Linked DNA regions of Homo sapiens: region 1 is linked to region 2. Evidence: chromatin loops called from intact Hi-C (ENCODE). Cell type or tissue: heart right ventricle. All regions are shown on one strand. Links, peaks and the distances in the headings refer to the core of each region. The heading gives the core; the rest is flanking DNA.

The links. Hi-C counts contacts between places; a loop is a spot of excess contacts. Peaks named below come from ENCODE experiments on the same cell type or tissue, not always from the same donor. Only the 100,000 strongest peaks of a DNase experiment are listed, where the experiment ranks them.
Region 1: it touches region 2 in a loop (2.1-fold over the local background); 5 of 110 quality-filtered maps call a loop at or near these places.

The regions. Positions count from the first base shown.
Region 1 is chr9:84,758,237-84,770,842 of GRCh38, reverse strand. All of the region lies in intron 12 of NTRK2 (neurotrophic receptor tyrosine kinase 2), which reads right to left. Among named protein-coding and RNA genes, the nearest start is that of NTRK2, 95 kb to the right of the region's middle. RefSeq lists an enhancer at 11,229-11,428. In heart right ventricle, for the core only: no CTCF peak of the experiment used is centred there; no DNase peak of the experiment used is centred there.
Region 2 is chr9:84,705,064-84,717,669 of GRCh38, reverse strand. It overlaps NTRK2 (neurotrophic receptor tyrosine kinase 2), which reads right to left. Exons shown (of 19, transcript NM_006180.6): 5 at 9,758-9,826; 6 at 6,879-7,033. Among named protein-coding and RNA genes, the nearest start is that of NTRK2, 42 kb to the right of the region's middle. RefSeq lists enhancers at 7,898-7,957, 8,571-9,489. In heart right ventricle, for the core only: no CTCF peak of the experiment used is centred there; a DNase peak (open chromatin) is centred at 6,483.

The DNA of each region.
Region 1 (12,606 bases), core at 1,664-9,663, 54 kb before region 2:
ATTACTAGCTCTGTGACTTGGGCACATTAATAAATTTCTCTGGACTTCAATTAACTCATCCTTAAAAAGCAAGATTATTATGAAACGTGGAAAAAAATATGTCAAGGACCTGGCCCACAACGGCCCTCTCAGTAAATGGTAACTATAATCTACACCTCAATTCATTTTTAAATTAACTTTTAAGATTCCCCCACTTGCACATATAAAGTCCAAATTAGCAAATGAGAGACAGAAATAGTTTTAAAGATGCTGATAAAAGGCATCAAATAACATATTAAATTTCTTAGTGTTCCAACACTGTCTTTGGCCAGTTCCTCAGAAGTAGACCCAGAGTGGAGTGTTCATGGCAAGTGATTTATTAAGGAGGGGCTCCCAGGAGAGGGGAACAGGGAGGGGAGGAAGAAGCCAGGCAAGATTGCAACTTCAGGTGAAATCTCAGCCTCAGCCTGATTCTACAGAGAGCTGTGGTGTGTAAATTATACCACAGATCCTGCAGAGAACTTGTAAATTATACCACAGAGTTTGCCCAGTCTTAAGACAAGAGGGTGACCTTTCATACTCCTTCACCACTCATCAGCAAAACCTGGCAAAGGGTTGAGGGAAGGGAGTGGAAGGCACTTAACTCCCAGCTGCTTCCAGCTGTGTGTTTGTGTGTGTGTGTGTGTGTGTGTGTGTGTGTGTGTGTGTGTTCTCATGCACATGCCAGGAGTGGGGAGGAGCTCCACTAGCTCAAGTCCAGCCCTCTGAACAAGGTTCCAGGTGCGTGACCCTCAGAAGCAAACATATGCAGAAGCCAGGGTGAGCACACAAGGCCAGTAAAGGGAGTCAGAGGGTACCTGAGCAGAGCACTGACGACAGTTGCAATATGAATCAAGAAAATGCTGTGGAAACGTGTCTGTGTCACCTCTTCCTTTAGCTCACAGGAGTTTGCTCATCACCAAATGATATGCATTTAACTGTAAATCAAGTCATTTTTCCCTTTGGTGATTTATAAAGGAATAAGTTTGCAATCAATACTTCCTGACAGTATAAAATTCAATTTTGAAGGTTTGCCTTCAGGCATCAAAAAATGAGCTCCTCAACCCACTACTGTTGTGGTTTTCTGCTGAAGAACGTTGTGCTGGTCCCTAATGGAGGGCACAGACCCTGCTCAGACTGAAGTCATGGGAAAGAGCACTGGCTAACTCCTTAAAAACCAAGAGAAACACTGGCAGCAATAAGTCCTTGGCTCTTTCATATGTGCATATTCATTTAACCAACAACACCACTCTGAGATTTCTGGGATGCTGTTTGAATTGAATTGTATCGTCAATGCATTTGGTTAACACAGATCTATAGTACAGAGATTCAAGACTCTGCCTTATTCAAATAAATTCTTGTCATTTAAAAAATAGAATTTCTTATGCCTCTACATCTTTATCTATAGAAAGGAAATCTGGCTTAACTTCAGGTGATCATTCAGGGACTCAATGGAGACAGCCAATTGGGTAGGTAGATTGGGTCATAAGATTTTAGGATTAACTAATGTACTATTATGAATGATTATAGAAATGTGAGATATCAGAATATTTTTAAGTAACACATGCAATTAATTTGTTAGGGTAGTAAGTAGTTCCATACACTGCCTTTTAAAATTTTTTCAATAATGTTTATAATTTGACCACGTACAATTTAAGGCAATTACGTCAACACATCTGGAAGACTAGAACTGGAAGAGCAGAGTACACCCTACGACAAAGATCCTCTCCTTGACCAACCTCTGCTTGGGCTCCCCTGAACTCTTTCTCAAGTAGGCCTGACTTTTGGACTTCCACGTTCGTCTGCCTTGGATTGGTAAGAATCCTATTAAGTTGGTTAAGCCAAAATCTTCCATATCTGATTGTCCTCCACATCTAATCAGGTTCCTCATCCTCTACTGTCCCGCAGGGGATGTCTATCACCCTGGCCTGCCCTCAGAACCAGTCCTGTTACATTGGTTTATCCAGGATCCCCCCTTACCCCTGATGTTTCCTCTTAGTAATTTCCCATCCACTGCCACCCACCCTGCTTCTTGGCTATGAATTCCCACATGTCCATGCTGTATGCAGAGTTGAGCCCAGTTCCATACTGAGCTCTCTTTTTCCATATTGCAATAGTCCTGAGCTCTGGTTTTCTTTGACACCTACAAACACTGAATAACCAGATACGTCAAAACAAAAGTCATGATGAATTTCTGGGGGTCCCAACAGAGAGATCATATTGATGATTAATGGGCACCTTAAGTTTTTGCACCTAGATATGATGTCCATTTTTAAATAAGTGAATAATAAGTAACTACAGTACCTGCCACCAAGGGTCAGGGGATGTTTTCCATCTCAGGGGTTCAGAGGACACTGCAGTAGCTCAAGAGATGAAAGAAAAACCCCTGCGGAGGGAGGGGCTTGGCAAGGGGAGAGGATTTAGCCTAGGAATGACTGAGTGTCTTCCACAAACAAAATTCTCAACAATTACTACAGTTACAAAATAGCTACAATGAACTATCATTTTAAGGTGAAACATTTGCTACAATCAGTGCTAAAGTGATTGAACTAAGCTACTTAGACTTGGCATTTCCTACACTTGGCATATTTGAATTCTGAAAATTCTGAATCTGATTAGACTTCTTTTCTGTTTTTCCTTGCATTGTTTTGTAATTGAAAATTGTTGAAATTGGTAAGAATCTGTTCTGTAGTGTAAGATTCTGGCTAGAGAGGGAACTGAGAAGTCAAAGCAAACTTAACATTATTGATTTTTGAGAGCCCATGCCAATGAATGGGATTATCCAAGACTATAGCCCTTATTTTCCATTCTTAGGTTTCCATTATGCAAGTCTGTACACAGCAGATCCATCTTTTCAAACATGCTGGTTTTCTGGTAATATCTGAGTTAGTGTCTCTGAGTTTGCTAACCCATAAGCATTTTAGGTGATGGGAAATAAATCAGACTAGAATAAATATGTACTATTGAGCAATTTGTAAAGAGAAAGAGCTATATGACAGTAATGAAGAATTAAGAAGAATCGAATTCCCAGATATTTGGGGGAAAAGAGGTAGAAGACACTGTTTCACAACATGCAGGACCAGAGGAGAGAGAGACGTAGTATGGGGAAATATGTGGGAAGAAGATAGGAGATCCCAAAAGGTGACAGCCAATCAACTATTTTCCAAAATATAGAGAGATTAAGAAGGGGAGATGAAGCACTGTGACACTCAGTCATTCCTAGGCTAAATGTGTGAGACAGAAAACCATATTTTAGGAGATTTGGATAATTAGATCTCCACTATCACCATCACCAATGGTGATTCAAGAAAGATTAATTCAGACAAAGACGGCAAAGTACTATTAATAATTTGTCAGGAGGACAATAAACAGAAAAATCAAGTGCTCTTTTCTCTCTGCAAATACATGGCCTCAAAAATCTTGAGTCTTAAAATCTTAGTTTCATCCTTATCTTTTCAGCCAAAAGGAATGCTATGCAAAAAGCATGGATGGGTTCTACTTAATGTTTAACCATTGTGAGGAGGAAAAATAAAATTCTCACAATGTCTTTGTTCACTCTGAAAATGCATCAGCTGAGTTTTCAGTGTCATTTTTCTCCCAATAGCAACTAAGATCTCAAGAAGAGAAAATTTTACTCAAATTATATTAGCCTTGCAATTAATGATATAATATCCCAGGCCTTAGAGTAGATTAGACTGTATAAAAGGAATCAGGCTGAAGATGAGAAGAATTTCAAGAAAAAGTCAAGACATAAGTCAAAGTCTGGGTCCTATCCCTTTCTAGTCTCAAGTGGCCATGGCCATGTGATGGGTAACAATTACAACATGCCAGGAGTGTACACTATGACCCAGGGGAACCGCAGACACCTAGAAACCTCAAGCCATCATTCTGGGATGAGTGCAGGTGTTTTCTGTATATTGAATACATGTGGGTCTTGTGTGTATGTGTGTGTCGAACGTGTGTTTTAAAAGTGTGTGTGTTGAATGTGTGCATATTATGTGTTGTGTGTGTGTTGTATGTGGTGAATGTGCATGTTATGTATGTATCTGTGTGTTGAATGTATGTATTAAAAGTGTGTTGAATGTGTGTGGTTTGTGTGCATTGAATGTGTGTATGTTGTGTGTATGTGTGTGTTTTATGTGTGTGTGTTTGTGTGTTGAGTGTGTGTATGTGTGTTGAGGGGTGGATTCTCCTCTCAAAATGAAGCTGATCATGACCCTGAAGTGAAGTTTCCTCCATACTCTTGTATGAGGAACTCTCCCCGCATGAGATATCTTTCCCTTCAGTCATGCTTCAGTATAAGAAATTAATTTAATACATCATTACATCAGTGCTGCCCACATTTAATCTCTCTCCATACACTTTCACAATTTCTGTCGTATCCAAGTACCTTGGATAAGACAAGTACTCCTCACTCTGAATAAAAAAACAAAACAACAACAACAACAACAAAACTCCTAAATGCTGCAAGTCCCTCAGTGAGCTGCATTTCCATCCCTCTCTGCTCTCCTCCCCAGGCCCCCACTCTGCTCTGGCCACCTTAGTCTTGCACCCACTCTTCCTCTGTCTAGATCACTCTTCCCCAGGACATCAGCGAGCTCCCTCCCTCACTTTCTCTCACTCTTGGCCCCAGTGTCATCGTAGCAGAGCAGCTTTTCTTAACTATTTAAACACAGCAAAGCCCTCTTGCCCTGCTTCACTTTCAGTCATAGCATTTGCCATCACCTGTAGATTTCTCTATATTTCTTTCTCTGTTTTTCTCTCTCCCCTCCCATAAACTTTAATAAACTCCATGAGGTGGAAAGCTTGTTCTGTTCAGTTTTAAATTTGCAGTGCACTGGATAGTCCTACCCAATAGTCTTTTTAAAATTTAAGTTGAAATGAAATTGTTTAAACCATATTTTTTAATTTTTTCTATTATATTAATTTAGTCTCATCCTAAACAATAATATGATGAAACCAACAGTATGATGTAATAGGTATATTTTTTCTAATGAACACTAAAATAAATAGATAACAGAATTACCAAAATTTAAAATGTTAGTCCCTGAGCACCTCCTAAAACTCTCTTGTTACCACAGATCTTAAGTGTCCCCAGCTTTGAGAAACATAGCATTACCCAGGGGCAAGACAATACTAGTCACGTATGACACGCTCAAGCAGTGAACATGGCATGGAAATAAGTTGTGTTGTGGAGTCTTCTTACAAGTCTTAGTTTCACAGCAGAAAACACTGAAGCTGGAGTCATGAGACCTGGCTTCTGCCCCTGGATTGGCCACAAACCAGGTAACCCTCAGGCAAGTCGCTCAAGTTCTCTGGGCCCACCATCCTCATCTATAAAATAAAGGCTGCAAGTGATTTCTCACCTGCTGCTAGCTCTCACTGTCTTTGATGCTACCACCAGCCACAAAATGCAAAAGGGAATCCTGAAAGCATTTAGGCTCATTATACTCTTTTTTATTTATTGTTTTTCAATTTTTGTGGGCATATAGTGGGTGTACATATTTATGGGGTACATGAGATGTTTTGATACAGGCATGCAATGTGAAATAAGCACATCATGAAGAATGGGGTATTTATCCCCTCAAGCATTTATCCGTTGAGTTGCAAACAATCCAATTAAACTCTTTAAATTATTTTAAAAGCTACAATTATTATTGACTATAGTCACTCTGTTGTGCGATCAGACAGTAGGTCTTATTCATTCTTTCTGGTGTTTTTGTACTCATTAACCATCCTCACAACCTCCGCATCCCTCACTACCCTTCCCAGCCTCTGGTCACCTTCTACTGTCTGTGTCCATGAGTTCAATTGTTTTGGCTTTTATATTCTACAAATAAGTGAGAATATGCTATGTTTGTCTTTCTGTGCCTGGCTTATTTAACTTAACATAATGACCCCAGTTCCATCCATGTTGGTGCAAATGACTGAATCTCATTCCTTTTTATGGCTGAATAGTACTCTATTGTGTACAAGCACCACAGTTTCTTTATCCATTCATCTGCTGATGGACACAAGTTGCTTTCAAATCTTAGCTATTGTGAACAGTGCTGCAACAAACATAGGAGTGTGGATATCTCTTCCGTATACTGATTTCCTTTCTTTTGGGTAAATACCCAGCAGTAGGATTGCTGGATCACATGGTAGCTCAATTTTTAGTTTTTGAAGAACTTCCAAACTGTTCTCCATAGTGGCTGTACTAATTTGCATTCCCACCAACTATACTCTTATAATAAAATAATATTTTTGATATAGTGATCCTATTAACTGTAACTTTTTTTCTATAATCCTATGACCCTCCCTAGTGTAGGCAGCTGGATCCCAAGCACCCAATCATTGCCTCAAGGAAGAGTCATCAAGACAGAACTATAATGAAAGAGCTGAAATTCTTGGCCAAGGCCAGAAAGCTCTCCTTTAAAAAAAAATTAATGAAATAAAAACAGAAGAAATGATTGGATTAGAAAAACACCTCTGCAACCCTTAGAAATTAAGTAGCTTTTAGGAAAGTATGCTAAGCCCAGTAGGTTCAAGTTTTAGGAGGAGAGGATATTTGCTAGATGTCAAATTATCACCCTACAAACCAGCTATGAATTCCAAAGGGAAAAACTTGTATTTATAAAGAAAAGATCTGGTATCTGGTGGTCACTATCTTCAAAAGGTGATCCAACTTCCACTGATAGTGTAACAACCTGACACAATGTGATTCCAGATGTGACACAGATGAAGTGCACATCATCTTCTGTGATGTTTTCTTCCCAAAACCTCTCACCTGAATCTGACCAAACCTTTAGAAATAAGTTCCAGTTTATAGGAAATAGAGAGGATAAATGGCAAGTTGAAGAATACCAAAGAAAACAATCACACAGAGACAGAATGAGGGACATTCTACAGGACAACTGCCTAGTCTCTTCAAATAGCCAGTGTAAGGCAGGGAAAAAGAGAAGCCATGTTCTAGACTGCAAGGGACCAAAGAAACTCAATAAAAAAAAAAAAATGCAACGCATGAACTTTGAATTGATCTTGGTTTGATATATAAGTAACTATAAAAGGCATTTTTAAATCACTGGGGAAATTTGAAGATAGTCTAGGTAATATCTGTTATTACAGGGTTATCTTAATTTCCTTGAGCACAATGGTAATGGTATTGTGGCTGTGGTTTTAGGACACTGTGTCCTCAGTTTTAGGAAAAACATGCTGGAAATTTGGGAGTGAAGGAACATGATACTGTCAATGTATTTTTCAATAACAAGATGTTAAGCAGAAGTTGAATCTAGGTGTTGAGTGTATGAATATTCATTGTTAGTATTCTTTCAGCTTTTATTCATATTGAAAATTTTACAGTAAAAAGCTGGAGGGAAAAAAAAAACCAAGATCCACATATATGATGAAAAGTATGTGGAAGAAGATGAAATCAGAAAAAATCATTTTTCATGTTCTTCCTGTCCCCATAGGAAATAGGAAGAGAGTCAGTGAGGGGAAAAATGGTTAGATACAGGCAGGAAGAGTCTATAACCTGTCCCCAGGTCAAGTATGAGGGTTAAGGAAACACAGAGCCCTGACTCAGACTTAGAGTTTCAAAAAGAAGAATCCTGAGGACCCCTTTCTTGGAAGACGAGAGAAGTTGTCCAGAAGTCAGAGCAATCCCAAGCCTGTAATGGCACAAGAGTAATAAAGTAGGGGAATAGTATGTCTCTGCATAGTATGTCTACGCAGAGACAGTGGGGGCCAGTCTCAGTATTTTCCATGTCCCCAAAGCTGCAAAGACACCCTTGCGGAGACACATATGAAGGTGGCAGAACTTGGTTAGGAACACAAGATGGTACACCTATGACTTGAATAGAGTGGTGGCCAAGGACAACTGGGAAGATGGACAGCCACCAGCATACAGAAATTACCACCAAGGCCACACTGTGGCACTTTATTGAACTTGCAGCACACTCTCCACTATTTCCCAGAAAGGCAAATGCAACCTGAGTAAGGGAGAGGAAAGTGAGAGACCTGAAGTGACAGAGAAAGTGTGGAATTTTTTGTGATTACCCACCATTGTCTGAGATTACCCAGAGTGGTAGGAGATTAATTTTCTGCTACTCAGTACAGAAAGGGCTAAAAGGGTATACTTCATTGAACAATAGAAAAATAAAGTCACATGGCTCACAGGTTGTGCCTGAGATAGGTGTCTGCTCATTCTCAATCCAATCCTAGACATTTTACTGATTAATCCACCCTCTGCCATGACATCACAGGAAAACGAAGATATAATGTGAGGGATAAACGATTACATAATATGCACATAAATCTACCTCTAAAATCACCTTGCACTTGTCCTCACTCATAGAGGAAAGGCTACAAGTAAATAACACAGAAATTATGTCTTTTGGGCTATGGAATGCATGTCATTTCAATATAGAAACATCTAATGTTTCAAGGATTTACTTCAAACAAAATGACAAAGCCATGCTATGAAGTCTGACTTAAAAGATCAAGAAACAGCCCACATGTTGAGCTGCTCCCTGACATCCACACCATTCCAGGAAGAGATGGCTAAGGCAGGGCTGCCTCTCTTTGCTCTCAAGCTGGAATGTCAAAGGTACCCTTGTTTATTAGTCTGTTCTCATGCTGCTAATAAAGACATACCCAAGACTGGGTAGTTTATAAAGGAAACAGGTTTAACGGACCCACAGTTGCACAGGGCTGAGGTCTCACAATTGTGGTGGAAGATGAAGGAAGAGCAAAGAGACTTCTTACATGACAGTGTGCAAGAGAGAGCTTGTGTAGGGGAACTGCTCTTTATAAAAAAAAAACCTCAGATCGTGTGAGACTTATTCACTATCACGAGAACAGCATGGGACAGACCCACCCCCATGATTCAATTGCCTCCCATCAGGTCCCTTTCAAGACACATGAGAATTATGGGAGATGCAATTCAAGATGATATTTGGGTGGGGACATAGCCAAACCATATCACTCTGACAAGATGCATGCTACCTGCAAATTAACAGTAAACAGATTCACTGGGAATGCCAACTAAATAGAAAATACCTTCTATTGATAACTTAGAGGCAATATTTTCTGGAGATGACCGCACATTTGAAGGTATAGTCAGGGATATTTAGTGTTGGCTCCAGATGCAGTATTTCATATGTCAACAGTAAAGAGACTGTGGCTACACAATAGAGAAAAAGATTACATCATTACACACCATAATAATAAAGGATCTCACCAGAAGTGCAGGGCAGACTTTTGTAGTGAGTGTGTGATTGTATATAATGGTTTTGTAACAAGGTGGTAGATATTAAAGCTGGAGGGGAGGCTCAGATGATTCTCTGTCCTGTACTATTATAATATTTCTGGTCTTTATGCAATTTTCATTTACAGGCAATCCAGGAAGCAAGTGCAGGAAAGGCTCAGTTGGGTGGTTGACTATACTCAAGTCTTGCCAGGACTTCTAAAGTTGACAACCACAACCATAAATAGAAACACCACTTCATTCTCAACATTCTCCCTCCCCACAGCACCCTCACCCCTTAAGTCACCTCCCCCTTCCTTCCTTACACTGTCGCTGAAGACAGAGATGACTCTTCTGCTTCAATCCAGGATATTAATGTCTACAAAAGACTTAAAGAATTGAAATAGAGATCAGGTCACTAGCTCACTGGCTCATTCTCTCTCTCATTCTCTTTGTCCTCAGGCCACTAAAGTTCCCAGATGATCACAGAAAAGGCCAATGTGTTTCTGCTTTTGCTGACGCTTTGATAAAAACAAAGGTCTTCCACCACTGTTAGCCTGTCCAAGCCTTGGCTTTCTCACAGAAAATGCAGGGTCTGTGGTTATAATAATATAAATGACAATCTATTGCATAAGGAAGAATTTAATTTCTTGACAATCCCTCTTTTCCTTTCTAGCAGGCTGTACATACATCAGAATTAAGGCCTATTTTTTAAAATAAATCACTTTAGCAGTTATAATCCTTTCTGTACAAAAGGGAAACACATTAGAAGTTTCCATGAGGTCGTGTTTTTAGATCTAAGCTAGTGGGTGTTGGGGGGTCCCATCCCCCTCCCATTCCTGCCCTTTCCACCTCTTTACTTTGGAAAATATTTCTCCCCTGAAAAACTGCTAAAACCTACATACCAAATCAATCAATCAATGAAACAAGTTTTTATAAACCCCAAAATAATTTAAAGTGATGAATTCTTCAGAGGACAATAAAATTAAGAATTTGCAATAATTCACACATAGTGTATTAAAGGGCTGAAGGGCTTAAAAGAAGCACACATATCAGCACATTTGTATTCATGATACATACCCATAAAGTAGATACACATTGTAATTACAATTTTTTTCTATAGACTCAACTAATAAACCTGGAAACACTAATATTCACTGTTTACATTTGCGACATTTTTCTGCATTCCAGATTCAATATGAATTCAACAAGAATCACCCTATAATATTTTCTTTAATAATGTATTACTAAAACATAAATCTGAAAAGTAACTACCTCTTAGAGAATTAGTTTAAAGAGACAGATACTAAACTAAGCACTGATTTAATTCTTATAATCACCTGAAGAGATGAGTATTATTCCCTCAATTTACCAAAGAGGAATTAAGATTTAGAGTTTAACAATTTGCCCAAAATGATGACCAGCAGGCGGGAGATCTGGGATTTAAACTCAAGCATGTTTGATTCATATGTCTTCAATATTACTTTCCTATATGTTCCTTGGGTTGAAGACTCAGGAGTTAACAACTTACAAACATGAAGGATGTGCATTATTCAAACAGGCTGTCTTCTGAAGTGCCACGTGACAATTCTGCTGATTTAGAGCTAAATGTATTCCCATAGTCATTTAGTATTCTTGCTCAAAATAAAGTAAGATAAAATCAAAGCATATGTTAGAATTTAAGCCAAGTTATTATCTGTCTTCTTCATAAATTCTGAAAAGCTTTTCCACCAAAATCAGATGTTAGGAATGAGATGGAAGAAAAACAAGAGAGGAAAAAATATAAAATTAGAAAGCAAAGACATGCAGGACAAAATGACAGGGAAAACAACGAAAGGTAAAAGAGAAGTGAAGGGGGAAAAGAAGAAGAAAACCAGAAGATTTTCAGATTTTGAAAGTCCTGTCTGAAATAGGCCATAAGCTATGTGAGGAGGTCAAAGCAAATTCCCCCCAAGGTTAATGGAAGACCAAAGAAGTGGTAACAATATTTCCTGACCTTTAAGTACAAAATCTAATTTTTTATAGGCTCTTTCACCTTTAGTGAAAATACTAGCATGGAAAGTCCCAAACAATATTGCATGCACTTTCTACATTACAGGAAAACAAGAGCTCTCACATGAATCATGCTGCGGTTGTGGGAATTCCCAGGTAAAACCAGCAATTAAAAGGTAGAGTGCATCCACCTACAAGGCTAAAGGCAGAGATGCCGATTCTTTTGCTTCCTGTCTGGGCTACTCTAGCCAATTCTTAGAAGTCTGACACACATTTTCAATATGTTGTAAAGAATAAGCATCTTCTGCTCTCAGATAGACAGAAGCCAAATGTTGGCAGGGAAAGAAGTAAGAGACTTTAAAAAGTAGATCCTCACCTCACAAACACACGGGAAAAGCTTTCTATAGCATCGCCAAACAACAGAAAAGGAACACTTGGACTAATTCTTTTCTCTAGATTCATTTTCATTTTGTTACCTTACTCAATGACTCTTTCAACTGAATGTCTTTTCTGAAATTTCTGAGGACTTGGTTGATATTGACAAATTTTGTTGCCTCTTAAGAGAGTGCTGAGATAGACTTTGAACTCCACTTGAAGCTGGGAGGAGAGTAGTTTAACAAAGGGTTTCTGTGAAAACTTATTTCTCTGATACTATTTTGTGTGGTTTATATTCCCATGCTATAAGAAAGAACTGGCAAAGTTCATTACTTGTTTCACAAAGAAAGAGTTAATTACTGAGATTTTCAAAATTTCTCTTTTGCTTTATTAGTGGCTTTCTGATACAAGAAATTTAAAATATTATTATTCATCTCTATGAAAATGTCACACTAGAATTTATTCAAATATCTTTATTCTATACGTCTCTGAAAAAGAGAGGACTACTTCATACCAAAGTTTAATAAAATAATTACAAAAAGGCCGGGTGCGGTGGCTCACGCCTATAATCCAAACACTTTGGGAGGCTGAGGCGGGTGGATCACCTGAGGTCGGGAGTTTGAGACTAGCCTGACCAACATGGAGAAACCCCATCTCTAATAAAAATACAAAATTAGCCGGGCGTGGTAGCGCACGCCTGTAATCCCAGCTACTCAGGAGGCTAAGACAGGAGAATCACTTGAAGCTGGGCGGCAGAGGTTGTGGTGAGCCGAGATCATGCCACTGCACTCCAGCCTGGGCAACAAGAGTGAAACTCTGTCTCAATAATAATAATAATAATAATAATTACAAAAAGACTAAAGGGCTAAGTTTAAAAAATACATAGAGTAAAAAACTAGTGAAATAAATATTTAGAAATATGTTTACCACCTTAGAGCAGGAAAGATCTTCCTAAGCAAGACACAACTTAAATGGAAAAGATGGACAGATTTGCT
Region 2 (12,606 bases), core at 2,129-10,128:
TTTATCACCTTATCAGTCATCCTAAATATCCTAGAAAGTAGGTGCCATTAATATTTCTATTTCCAGATGAAGAAGTTAAGGCTATCAAGTATTATGACTAAATAGCTAGTCAGTGGGGTTGGCCCTGGCCCACATCTGTCTGTCCAGGGCCTTAACCAGAGCATTCTGGCTGCCTCCTTTGCTGGGATCTTCCATGTCTCTGCTTCCACCTATTAGTGCATACTTCTTGAGAGTTGACCAAATTGACTAGGTGCTTCAATCACTCATTCAAAGTGTGTAGGCCCTCACTTTCTCTTAAGGAAAAACAAATCTCTAGTCATTTTGGATTAACCCAGTTTGGCAACAAATAAGATGGGTTAAGGTTGGGTTTTACTAACATTTTTTAGTAATCACCAGTAGGTCTTGCTTGTGTTTGTTTTCAGCTTGCTTCAGTGATCCTGAGCTCTGTTCATTTCATGTTGGGTCATCATTCCACATGTATAAAAGTATTCAAGTAAATTATAATGTTGTCTGTTCTCTGCCTTCTCTCCTCTCACTTCTATTTGTGCACACATAACAGAACTTAAAACAAATAAACACTTGACCTATCTCTTAATTCTCTCTCAACAGAATACTAAAACCCTATAACCTTCCCCTCTACCCTTCCACCTCCTTGTCATATCTTCCAAGTTCTTTGCCTCCTGAACAGCTATATTCCACAACCAGGAATGAAGTCAAAATGAGCCTGACCTATTTAGAAGTGATTGCTTTATACCTGGTAGGAAAAATGACAGAAAGTTAGCAAAATGACTTTGCAAGCTCAAATTTGAAACTGCACTTCTAAACACATGTGAGCCATGTCACAATAGTGACAGGTACTACATAACTTCTAAACACAAAAATTTAAACAGCAGTTGACAGATGAGAAAAAAACAACTTCATTTGACATTCTAAGAAGATAAAGAAAAACAACGATCCACTGTGTGGTTTGCTTGATTTGGGAGATAAAACCTGATCTCTAAGAAAATTAAACCAAAGCAGTACACTAAAATAGCCTTTGTGTGTGGTTTTCAGGAAAGAAAGCCAATCCAACTAAGTTGCTAAGAAAATAATGTTTCATATCACTCTAACTTCCACATAGAGCATTAATATAGCATATTCTTTTAATCTGGGAGTGTTAACAAAGTAGAATTACTACCAGTCTATTTTCTTGGTTCAACACGAACAAAAGAAGGAGTATGTACAAATATGCTACACAGACATATGTGCTACAAACTGTGGTTGAAACCAAAAGTAATTCTTAAAAATAAATCATTAAATTCAATTTATCTCAAGGAACCCGGCCTCTCCTCCTGGGCACCTGTGAACTGACCTTCACTATCATAAATAGTATTTTGTCGATGTGCCTTTAAAAGCTTCTACATTAAAAGTTGGAAGGTTGGAAAAGTGGAAAACTGAAATTGTCCTAATAAATAGGAAGGAAATCAAAGGCAAGTCTGATTTCAATCCATGGGACCATTAAGGATGGTTTATATAGTAACTGCACAGTTCTTCAACCAACAAGTGAATTGCCACCTTATATTCACTGTGGGACTATTATTCTGTGTGGTAACTAGTTACTAGTAAAATAGGTGCAGGGATTCTTTTGATATGACCCAGAGGAATACTGCCTTTCTTAAATGTATTTGCCATCAACTTAAGACAGAGCATTTCATGTACTATTAACACTTGCTGAAGAAGCTCTCAGATAAGATTTAAATAATAATGATAGTATTTTTTAAAATTAAAATATAACATCCACTTCTCCTTAATAATCCCATTATGCCAGGGGAGGTGACTGAAAGGTTTCTACTGCAAGACTAACTGCTGAAAATCATCTAAGTGTGCAGGAATTGAGCAGAAATTAAAAAGAAAATACTACGTGATAAATAATTTCATTAGAAACACTTGAAGAAGTAGCAGGGAGATTTTTTATACGAGATGATAATCAGCACAGCCTGGCCAAATCAGCTTTCTTCACCAGCACTTACATGATTCTGTTTCAGTCTTCAGAACCACTGCTCATAGCACCTCTCTATTCCAATTAATGTGGAAATGTTATATGAAAATGTTCTCTTGCCTTGCAATTAACAAAGTTTTTCTAAGGTTTAGAAGGGCCGTTTGAAGAAATGAACCACCACTTGTTTTACAGCATGAATAAATTTACAGTAATTCACAGCAGGAGGGGACTGTTAGAAAAATATTGTGAGGCATTTTGACTGCACTATTAATGAGAATGATGCAGTTAAGCTTCCCAGCCCCATCTATCATGCTCGATTAATCTCTAAGGATATAAAGAAAAAAGAAGAAATGAGACTCTCTCAAAAATGCCATCAAGATAAAAATTTCAAAAATAATGAAAAAATACTAAACTATAGAATAATTTGGCTAAAATAATGTATGTAAGTTATTTTTAATTAACTGAAACGTTCACACCATTATATTAAAAACCTGGTCCAATATGAACATTAATATGATATGGTTCATGCATTTGTTAATTCAGCAAACCTTCATCAAATGCCTGTTATGATCAAGGAGTACAGCAGGCACCATGGAATATGCATATTTGCATATAAAATGTAGAGAACTTGTTCTCCATATAATATCTCTATGATGAAATACTAACAAGGGAAACTTTTAAAGAAAACTCATCTTACAAACAAATAAAATCTCAGCAGCTCTTCTTTTTCATTGAAATAAAAATAGTACCAATTGCAAACTAAATACAATGGCCACAGTAGTTGGCAAATTGTTGGTTTACAAAGATGACACACACAAGACCATGGTCTTCACTGATTCAGAGTTAGCTAAAAAGTTTTACCCCCAAAAAAAGTGTGGAAATAAGATGAACTTCAAATCTGTGACTTAAACACAACAGATGTGTTTTTAAAGTATATGTAAAAGAAAAAGCCAGCTGACCATAAATTCATTTTTTTCAAACAAGACTTGAAGACTTATCTAACTTGAAGATATTGGCGTATTATTATCTGGTTTCTTCAACACAGAATTCCAGAGAATTTAAATCCAACATTCTAGTGTCATTTTCTGTCTAGATTATAACTTCTCCTGAAAGAACCAAAGTTGGGAAACCATCAAAAGAAAATTAATACATGACTAAGCCCCAAAGTGAAGGCTCCCTTTCTTATCCCAGATATCCAGAAGTGATACTCAATATTTTTCTTAAAACCCAGAACAAAGTTGGAAAGTGAGAAGGCACATCGCTGATGGAGAAGAAACTATAAAGAACTCCTAAGCGAGAGAAAGCAGAAGAGGATTAATGAAAAGCAGTACAGCCCCAAGTGGACACATAACCATGTGCTTCACAAAATAGTGAGGCTTTCAAAGGACCGAAAAGTAGAGGCAGGATTGCAGGACTCCCTGCTGATGTAGCAAACCCCGTATGGAGAAGGGCATTTCAGTCACAAAAAAAATGACTCACGAGAGATTGTGGAAATTGATCATCAGTGGTTGAAAGGAAAAAAAATCAGCAGCTGGAGAAACAGCTGAAAAGCTAAGTAATGAGCAAACCAATTCTCCCATAATGCGGTACACAAGGACAAGCAGATGGAAACTACTAAGGAAAAGGTGGCCAGCATGGGTGGAGCCAAAAGTGTAAATATCTATCCAATGTCGATTCCTGAATGAAAGAATAAATGGAAAGAATACATAGAGCAAATCAATAAGAAAAATTTTCCAGAACTGAAGACATGAACCCACACATTGAAAAGGTATCCCTCACAATAAGCAGAATTAAAAAAAAAAAAACCCACATCTAGTTACGTTGTGGTGAAATTTAAGAATAACATGGATAAGGAGTAAATTCTCAAAACCTCTAGAGGGGAAAAAATATAAAAAGCACAGTTTACCTAGAAAGAGCAAGCAACAGACTGACCTCAGACTTCTCATCAGCAACACTCAATACAAAAAGAATATGGTGCAATATCTTCAAAGTTCTCAGTTTTTGAGCCTATAATTTTTTACTCAGCAAATTCCACTGAGAAGAAAAAATACAGGCCAATTTCCCACCACCCAAGAACTTGATTTTATTTTTTTAATTTCTATGAAAGAAGTATTAGAAGATATACTCCAGCAAAAAGAACAATCACACCAAAAGAACACAGTAAGACACAAAAGTCTATGATATACAAAGAAATATGACATCTTCAAAAAAGCCAGGTAACAATACAAAAATAAAATCCCAGATGATAACAAACTGAGAGCTGGGAGGAGAAGTAAAGGGAAGCAAAAATATTTTTTCTGCCTTATTGGTGGTTATCTCTATGCAGAAAATACATATTTAAATTTGTGCAGAAAATATTTCAGTATTATAGACTTTTTTAAAAAGAGAATATTTATCACTTTCAAACAATTAAGAAAAAACAAAGAACAATGAAAGTAAAGAAACAGAAAAACCCTACAGAAAAATAGACAAAGGATATAAACAGGAAATTTACTGAAGCATAAACACAGTCCAATAAACATATAAGATACTCAATAGTAATCAGGAAAATGCAAACTCAAAAGCCATGACAGCAGTTTTTAGAAAGACAAACACTAACAAGTTTGCTAATATCAAGGTATACCTTGTTAGGGTGGGCATAAATAGATACAGCCATTTTTTCATGTGCAAACCACATAAACCAACAATTCTGCTTCTTTCTGTGTATTCTAGAAAAAACTTTGCACTTGTACATATGTGTAAAAAGCATGAATAAGGATGCTTGCTGAAACATTTTTGCAGTATTGAAAAAATGGAAAATAAGCAAAATGCTCGTCAATATGGAACACTTAATTAATTAAGACACATTGTATCATGAATTTCACGTAATGGTTAAAAAGAATATGACAGATCTATGACTACTGACCTGAAATGGTTAGGAGAAATGGTTAGGCAAGAAAAAGACAAACATCATATGTGTAATGTAGGAAATTACTTTTGCAACAAGACATATCAATATAATACATGCAATTATAAAAAGTAAAACACTTGAAAGAGAATAAAAATTAAAAGGGAAAGAACAAAACAGTTAAGAACACAAAAACGATAGGAAAAATAAGTCTGTCGATTCACTTGCCACACTCTTCTATAATGTTGCTTTTTGAAAAGCATCCTTGACATTGAAATGAATTGTGAATGTTACCGTGAATGTAACCATTCAGTCCTAATCGATCAATTGAGCCCATGCCCTCATTACAGTAGATTCAAAACCTCACTCTTAGACACACAATTCATTGACTAATTTGTAGAAAACAGAAATAAAAAATGACTGAAAATTGACAAACTGTTTAGGAAAAATGAGGACCAGTTCACTCCCTACACGTCCCCTATCCCAATCACAATGGCCGAGCAATAACACGTAAGGCGGGGTGCATTCCCGGAATGCTGCCAAGACAACACAACCAAAAATTACAATGGAAAAAAATGAAATTGGTTTCAGGCAAGGACAAAGCAGACGTCTGTTAAGAGGCAGTTTGTGAAATCAGAGCAAGAGTCAGATGCTTTCTCTCTTTTCCTCTCAGTGGTTGCTGAACCAATGTGGCCACAACTGCCATGGGGATTTGGGAGCTGGCCAAAAGGCCAGGTGACTCAACATTGAATTTCTTGTCCCTCTAGGCAATTTCTCTCAGCAGTACAAATTTGCACCAGAACAGAGAACAGTTACCCTCTTATCAATCAGGAAAAGACACATATTAAAAGTTTTTTTATTTTTTAAGTGTTAGCTAGCAAAGAAAACTGACAGAGGTTGGCAAGAGAATAAAGCCTTATTCCCCCATTATGAAACCAAAGGACTCTATTTGTGACAGAAAAATCTGTGGGAAGGGTCAGGGCCGTCTTCTAAGGTCATTCAGGGTAAGAAACAGACTCATATCTTTATTTTTATCGCATTCCTACAAAGCGTGTGCAGCAGCTCCATTTTTCTTAAATAAAAAATAGACCTCAAATAATAGCGTCTTCCGAAAACAAAGAATCGGTTGTTTGTGATTAATACACAGATTCCTTGTGCACAAGAACCAGGTGCTACATGGCTTTCTGCTGTGTCACCAGCCACTAGGCCAGAAGATCAAACATAATTGTTTGTGAACTTGTTAACTGGTTGACTAACCGATTCAAATGTCAATGGGGTAGTAACATGCATGTGTGGGTATTGTAGAGGTACATCACTGAAGACTAGTAAAATCCTAAGCAGAACACTTTGCTATTCCTTCCTTATAACTCACTAGCACTCACATGAGCTCTGATTTTGCCATTCGGTGCCCTTTTAAATGTTGGAGATGAAAACGCTGGGAAGAGGAATAGGGGATGACGGTAAAGTAGGAGATCTTAAATCCAGACATGGGGAGAAGCACGTGGCATGGCAGACTTGGGGCACCCCATCAAGAGACACAGACCTCTGGCAGTAAGACAAGTTTAAGGGAATGTGCTGGATTGAATTGGATTTGCTTGTGCTGCCAGGACACTTTCATCACCCTGAGATCCTTGGCCTGGGTGCCATCCAAGGGTATATGTGGCCAGAGAAGTGCCACACTTTTAGCAGATAGTTTTTGCACAGATGGATGGGTGGATAAATGGATGGATGGATAGATGGAAAAACAAATATGAACAAATAAGCAAATGAACAAACAAACAAAAAGAATAAGCAGTGTACTTTTTCTCTATGCACTTTACAGCCATCCACTCTGAATTAATATTCTACTTGCAAAGATTACTCCACACTGCACATAAATGTTGTCTGAGTCACTGGAGACATCAACAGAATACTATATACAATCCAGGTAGTGGTAATTTTCCCAGACTACCGCACCAAGGCAATGAGAATAATTAATAGCAACTAGAACACATTGATTTAAAAATAAATTACCACAATTGGGTATCTGCAGGTTTGCCAGGGGAATATTCTTGCTGCTTTCATTCAGGCAGTACAAATCCTGAGTGTCTGGACTGGATTTAGCCTCTTGGAGAGTCTTGATCCACATAATGTCACAGGAGCATGTAAATGGATTGCCCACCAGGATCCTACAGGGAACAAAAATGACAACAGATCAAGTTCCTTTTTCCATTTTAGCTACATTAGTGCTTGTAAAATACTACAACATTATGAATTCTTTCTAGCCAGCAATGCTTGGAAGTCATACCACTTTCATAGCATGACAGTACTTATTATTCCTTCATTTATCTGATACTTACGGAGCATCTCCTATATGCAGACAGCACTGGAGAATGATAGAAGACCTTACAGAATAACAGGGGAAACAAGATAGAGACAGAAATAGCCAAAATATAGGATAGAAAAGAACATCTCATAACATGGGGAAAATAAGGTGCCATGACAAATTTATCATGGTTATTATAGAGTTATTAAAAGGATGCCAACAAGAAGTTTTCAGGAATGCTAACATACTTATTTCTGACCAGGCTAAAGGCTCAAGTGTTACCACTTTCTAAGCTCAAACTTCAGCAGGGGGCAGAACAATTTCATCTCAATTTAAAATGAGACTGTAAGTACAAAGCTAAGACTAAATTGTGAATGCCAGAAGGCTGGCACCCCTAGCTTTCTGCATTATACAATCACAGTCAGTTTCATTGATTCAAGATAGCTGGAGTAAAGGTGAGAGAGAGAACCTGAAAGGAAGCTGTAGACCTCCTTCACACACACACACACACACACACACACACACACACACACACACAGAGCAAGCTATTCTGAGGGCAAGGCAACTGAGCTGCAGATTGAGCTGCGTTAGACCACTGTGGGTGGAAAGCCACCGCCATTCAGACCTCAGCCATGCTGCCTGGACTCCTGTGGCCTGCAATGGGTAAAAGAGGAAGTAGTCAAGAGGAAAATAAAAACCACAAGGAAAAAAAAATCTTTAAATGCTTATTTGTAATACTCAGTGGCCTATTTAAGATGAATTCCATTTATGGTAATGAGCCTTTAAATGAGGCCATTTAAAATCGTTACATAGACTCTGCCTGGCATTAACCACAATACTTAAGATTTCCGTGAAGACAGGACCTGGGCTTTGCAACATCATTTACTCCTGTGGTTTTCTGGTTGGGTTCTAAGAATCTCAGGGATCCCTGGAGACTTTTCCAGGAGTTTCTTAGGGGAAAATGTGGTCATGGTAGACTCATTTAATTTGTGTCTGCTTGATCGCCTCCAAGTATCCCTCCAACACCAAAATGGGATTTGATGTTATGAGATATGGAATAGAATGCAGAAAAGACCCACCACCAGTTTAAACCCCACTAATCCAAAATGCTTCCTGGAGCTCTGAGTACATGCAAAACTAAAGAGTCTTTCTAAAAGAAGATATCATTAACTCAGCAGAAGGGATAAAGAAGGAAAGGAATGCTTCAATTATGAATACAGCAATGTTCATATGACAACACAACACTGGTGCACAGCTGGCTTCTTTCTCCAGCTTACTATGCAAGCTCGATGATTATGACAGCACATTACACTTTTATCTTTAGGTTTCTACTTCTCCCACTGGATAACAGAATCCAGGAACATAGAAACTTTTCTCCCTTTATCCCCATGGCCCTGTGCCATATCATTTTGATTTGTAATAGGTACACAATTAACATTTGTTGAATTAATTGATTAAATATGCTTCAAGAAGAATATTGAGACATAAATTTGAAATTGAAACTCTAATTTTTAATCCAGCAAGAAAATTTTACACAATGTTGCCCAAAATTTTTACACCAAGTACTTTACCCTATCTCATGTATCTTCCTTTAGTTTGTCATGCCTATTCCTGTGTTAGAAGCATTAGTGCTTCAACGTCCTGAATTCACTTTATTCCAAATAATTCTCAATTGCCAAGACTTTCACCATATAACACCCATTACACCTATTAACTTGTTGTCTCTCCAGCAGTGACATCTTCCAATCTGCACAATTTCCTTGTGAATAAGGATGGATCTTCATAAAAAGACTCCACAATTCAGGCAAGATAGAGTTTAAGCAAATGCCATTGCCTAATCTTCAAAGGCCTCTTCCTGGGCCCACATCTGCCCCACAAAGCCTCTGCATTAGGATGCTTTGAGGTGCCTTACCATAAGAATAGCAACAGTTCATATTTGTTTAATGGGGACAATGCAAGGAATGGAGCTCACTTGGAAATCCTGGCTGTTAGTCATCAACACCTTTCAATACGTTTTCTATCATTTTACAACAGAAGAAAATGGGACTTAAAAATAAATATTGAATGCAATAACAGATCTGGAAGAAAATCTCACAAAGATGGGTGGGGAGAGAGAACAACTACCTCTCCTCCAATGTCCCCTATCCTTAAGATGGACAAAAGTGAGCAGAGTTTTGCCCATTTTTATTTCCTCCTTGAATGGGTTTGCTTGACTTTAGGGCCTGGATCCAACAGGAACCAAACCAGAGCTGTGAGATATAAAGCATACAGCCGTTTTCACACAAAGCCCCCTTCTTTTTCTCTTTTTTCCCTGTACCAGAAATTATTTATGTAAAATCAACATTTAAATGAATCAGAAATGATATGTCACTACTGAGATTTCTATTTTTTTTAATTACTGAATTTTAAAAATGAGAGATAATAAACCTTGAAGGAATAAAAGACTGAGAGACTGAAACTTGAGAAATCATTTTTTGAGAATTTGGTATAAAAATAGATCTGCAACATCACTCATTAAAAGAAAAATACTTAATTACCCCTTCCTTTGAAAACATTTCCCCAAATGCCACACAAAATCATTACTTACAGTTCAGACAAGTCAAGGTGACGGAAATGTTTCCTAGACAAACTCGTCAGTTTGTTTCGGGTAAAATTGCTGAAAGGAATCAAAAACATTAAACATGAATTTAAAATGTTACATTTTAGGAACACAGTATTCAAATAGAGATTTGTTTTTCAAAATATAATTTTATTTGATCATTATATAAGCTTTACTTACATCCAGATCTCTCTCTCTTTCACTTAGAGTGATAGCTGAGTTTTTCCTCTAACCTTGTCTATAATTTTTTCTTTGCTGGGAGGGGTAGCATAAATATATTGTGTATTTTTAATGTCTTTTTCACCCAAAAGCTTACTTTTCATATGTTGATTTGGAGCCAAGTTATATATCTTATAGAAACCCTGATCTTTTGAACAATTAATAGGAGGATATGTAAGATTAAATAAAATTTAAAACTATAAACCCAGTAGGGAAAAAATATGCCTTAAAACTAAAGAGCATCATGGATATTTTGAAATTATGTGGCATACAAAACTCTGAATATTAACTGAATTCAATACGTCTTTATAGGAAAGACATTTTATTGATAAAAAAAACTCTACTGAGATTGTTTACATATGATCTAAATAACCGCATACCTCCACGATGAGAACAAACAAAAATTAGGTAACAAGGAATATGTCAGATTTCATCTTGAACCATTCTAGTGACATACCATCTTCAGATTTAGACCAACCAGACAATAAAAAGATATATTTGTGACTAAAAAAAATAATAATTTACTGACATGTTCCAAACATGTAATTTGATTCTATAAAAGAGTTTCCAATGATCAGTGTCATGAGATTTTGGGGTAGGAAACTCAGAGCCATAACCCTGGCAGCCGACTCACTCTGCGAATTTGTTTACTGTTTAAATTTATTTAAAGAGTATCCGATGCTTGGGCCTCAAGATGTGTTTAATAAATAAAATGAATGTAAAATAAACATCAACTTTCATAAAAACAGCCAAGACCTCTACAAACCGGAGGAAGTCAATGAGACTTTCAGTGTGTGTTTCCTGCCGAGGAAGGCAAGTGTTGGGTTGAGAGTTGGATAAAACATGAGATCTGGCCAGGTGCGGTGGCTCACGCCTGTAATCCCAGCACTTTGGGAGGCCGAGGTGGGTGGATCATGAGGTCAGGAGATCGAGACCATCCTGGCTAACACAGTGAAACCCCGTCTCCACTAAAAAAAATACTAAAAATTAGCCAGGCGGTGGCGGGCACCTGTAGTCCCAACTACTGGGGAGGCTGAGGCAGGAGAATGGCATGAACCCGGGAGGCAGAGCTTGCAGTGAGCAGAGATTGTGCCACTGCACTCCAGCCTGGGTGACAGAGCAAGACTCCGTCTCAAAAAAAAAAAAAAAAAAAACAAAAACAAAAAATAACACACATGAGATCTGAGGGTGACAGTGATCCTGGCCCCTCACCTGAGGCTACTCTTTGCCGTCAGCCCAAGGAAGTCATCACTGAAGTATCCTAGTGTGTTTGATCAGTCACACAGTCCTGGCATTACAACCAGGAGCTAAAGCATGAACTAAGGCTAGTCAGTTGATAAGAAAGAACCTACCACTCTGGTGTCTCACAAATCATGAATGTGTGTGTCCACTCCCAGCTTAATTCTATATTAAGATCTCCACTCATCCAAACCCCTACCTACACAGGGTACCGTCCTTCCTCCTAGGCGTGCATCTTCTCTCTTCACACTGAGTATAAAGTGCTCACCCACATGAAAAATAATCCACCAGGAAGTTGTAAAATGTGCCCACATAGGTCTCTTCTTTTGGAACGTGAATTAAGAATGGGTTTTGGCCGGGTGCAGTGGCTCACACCTGTAATCCCAGCACTTTGGGAAGCTAAGGCTGTTGGATCACCCGAGGTTGGGAGTTTGAGACCAGCCTGGCCAACATGGTGAAACCCCGTCTCTACTAAAAACACAAAAATTCACCTGGTGTGGTGGCGCCTGCCTGTAATCTCAGCTACTTGGGAGGCTGAGGCAGGAGAATTGCTGGAACCCGGGAGGCAGAGGTTGCAGTGAGCCAAGATGGCGCCATTGCACTCCAGCCTGGGCGACAACAGCAAGACTCCTTCTTTAAAAAAAAAAAAAAAAAAAAAAAGAATGGGTTTCACTGGTATACAATGCATTGAAAAGTCAGTCTGCCTATCTTCCACAGTTTCTAAGGCACAATGCTTTCATCTTCATCAGAAGTCCCAATCTTTCTAAAACAAACAAACGAAAAACCAAAAACCTGCTTTCCTCCTCAAGAAAAAGGCAGAGAGAGGCAGCAAAGAAAGAGGAGGCTTAGGGTGAAGGGTCTCCCTGTCTGCTGGTAAAACCGCCGCCCCGCAGAGCTGCTGCCTCTGTGGGGCTGCCAGCAGCACCGCAAAGAGCGGGGTTACCGGCCAAAGAACAAGATGAGTTTTATGAGCCATACTTATTATTGGGGCCAAAAGCCAAAATGGAGGAAGAGGGGAGGGAAAAAAATCAACAATCCTCTTACTGTTTGATTATAGAGCTTTGCAAGGGAGCTAATTAGCACCTCTGCAAAGTCCCTGGAAAACACAAATACCAGCTTTTCTCACAGTCCCTGGGCTCTAAGGGGCTGGGCAGGAATTAAAGGCATCAAGAAATAACGCAGTGACCAGTCTCTGGGGCTCTGGGCAGTCCCCATGTGATGCTCACATGGACAGGGTAGGGGGAGAAGTGGTGAAAGTGAGAGAGAGGATCCCATTTAAATTTCCCTAAAACCCGAAGTGAAATAGACTGATCTTGTATGCATTTTTATATTGCTGGGGAAACTCAGAGAGATCATCAGTATATCCCAGGGGTAGAGAG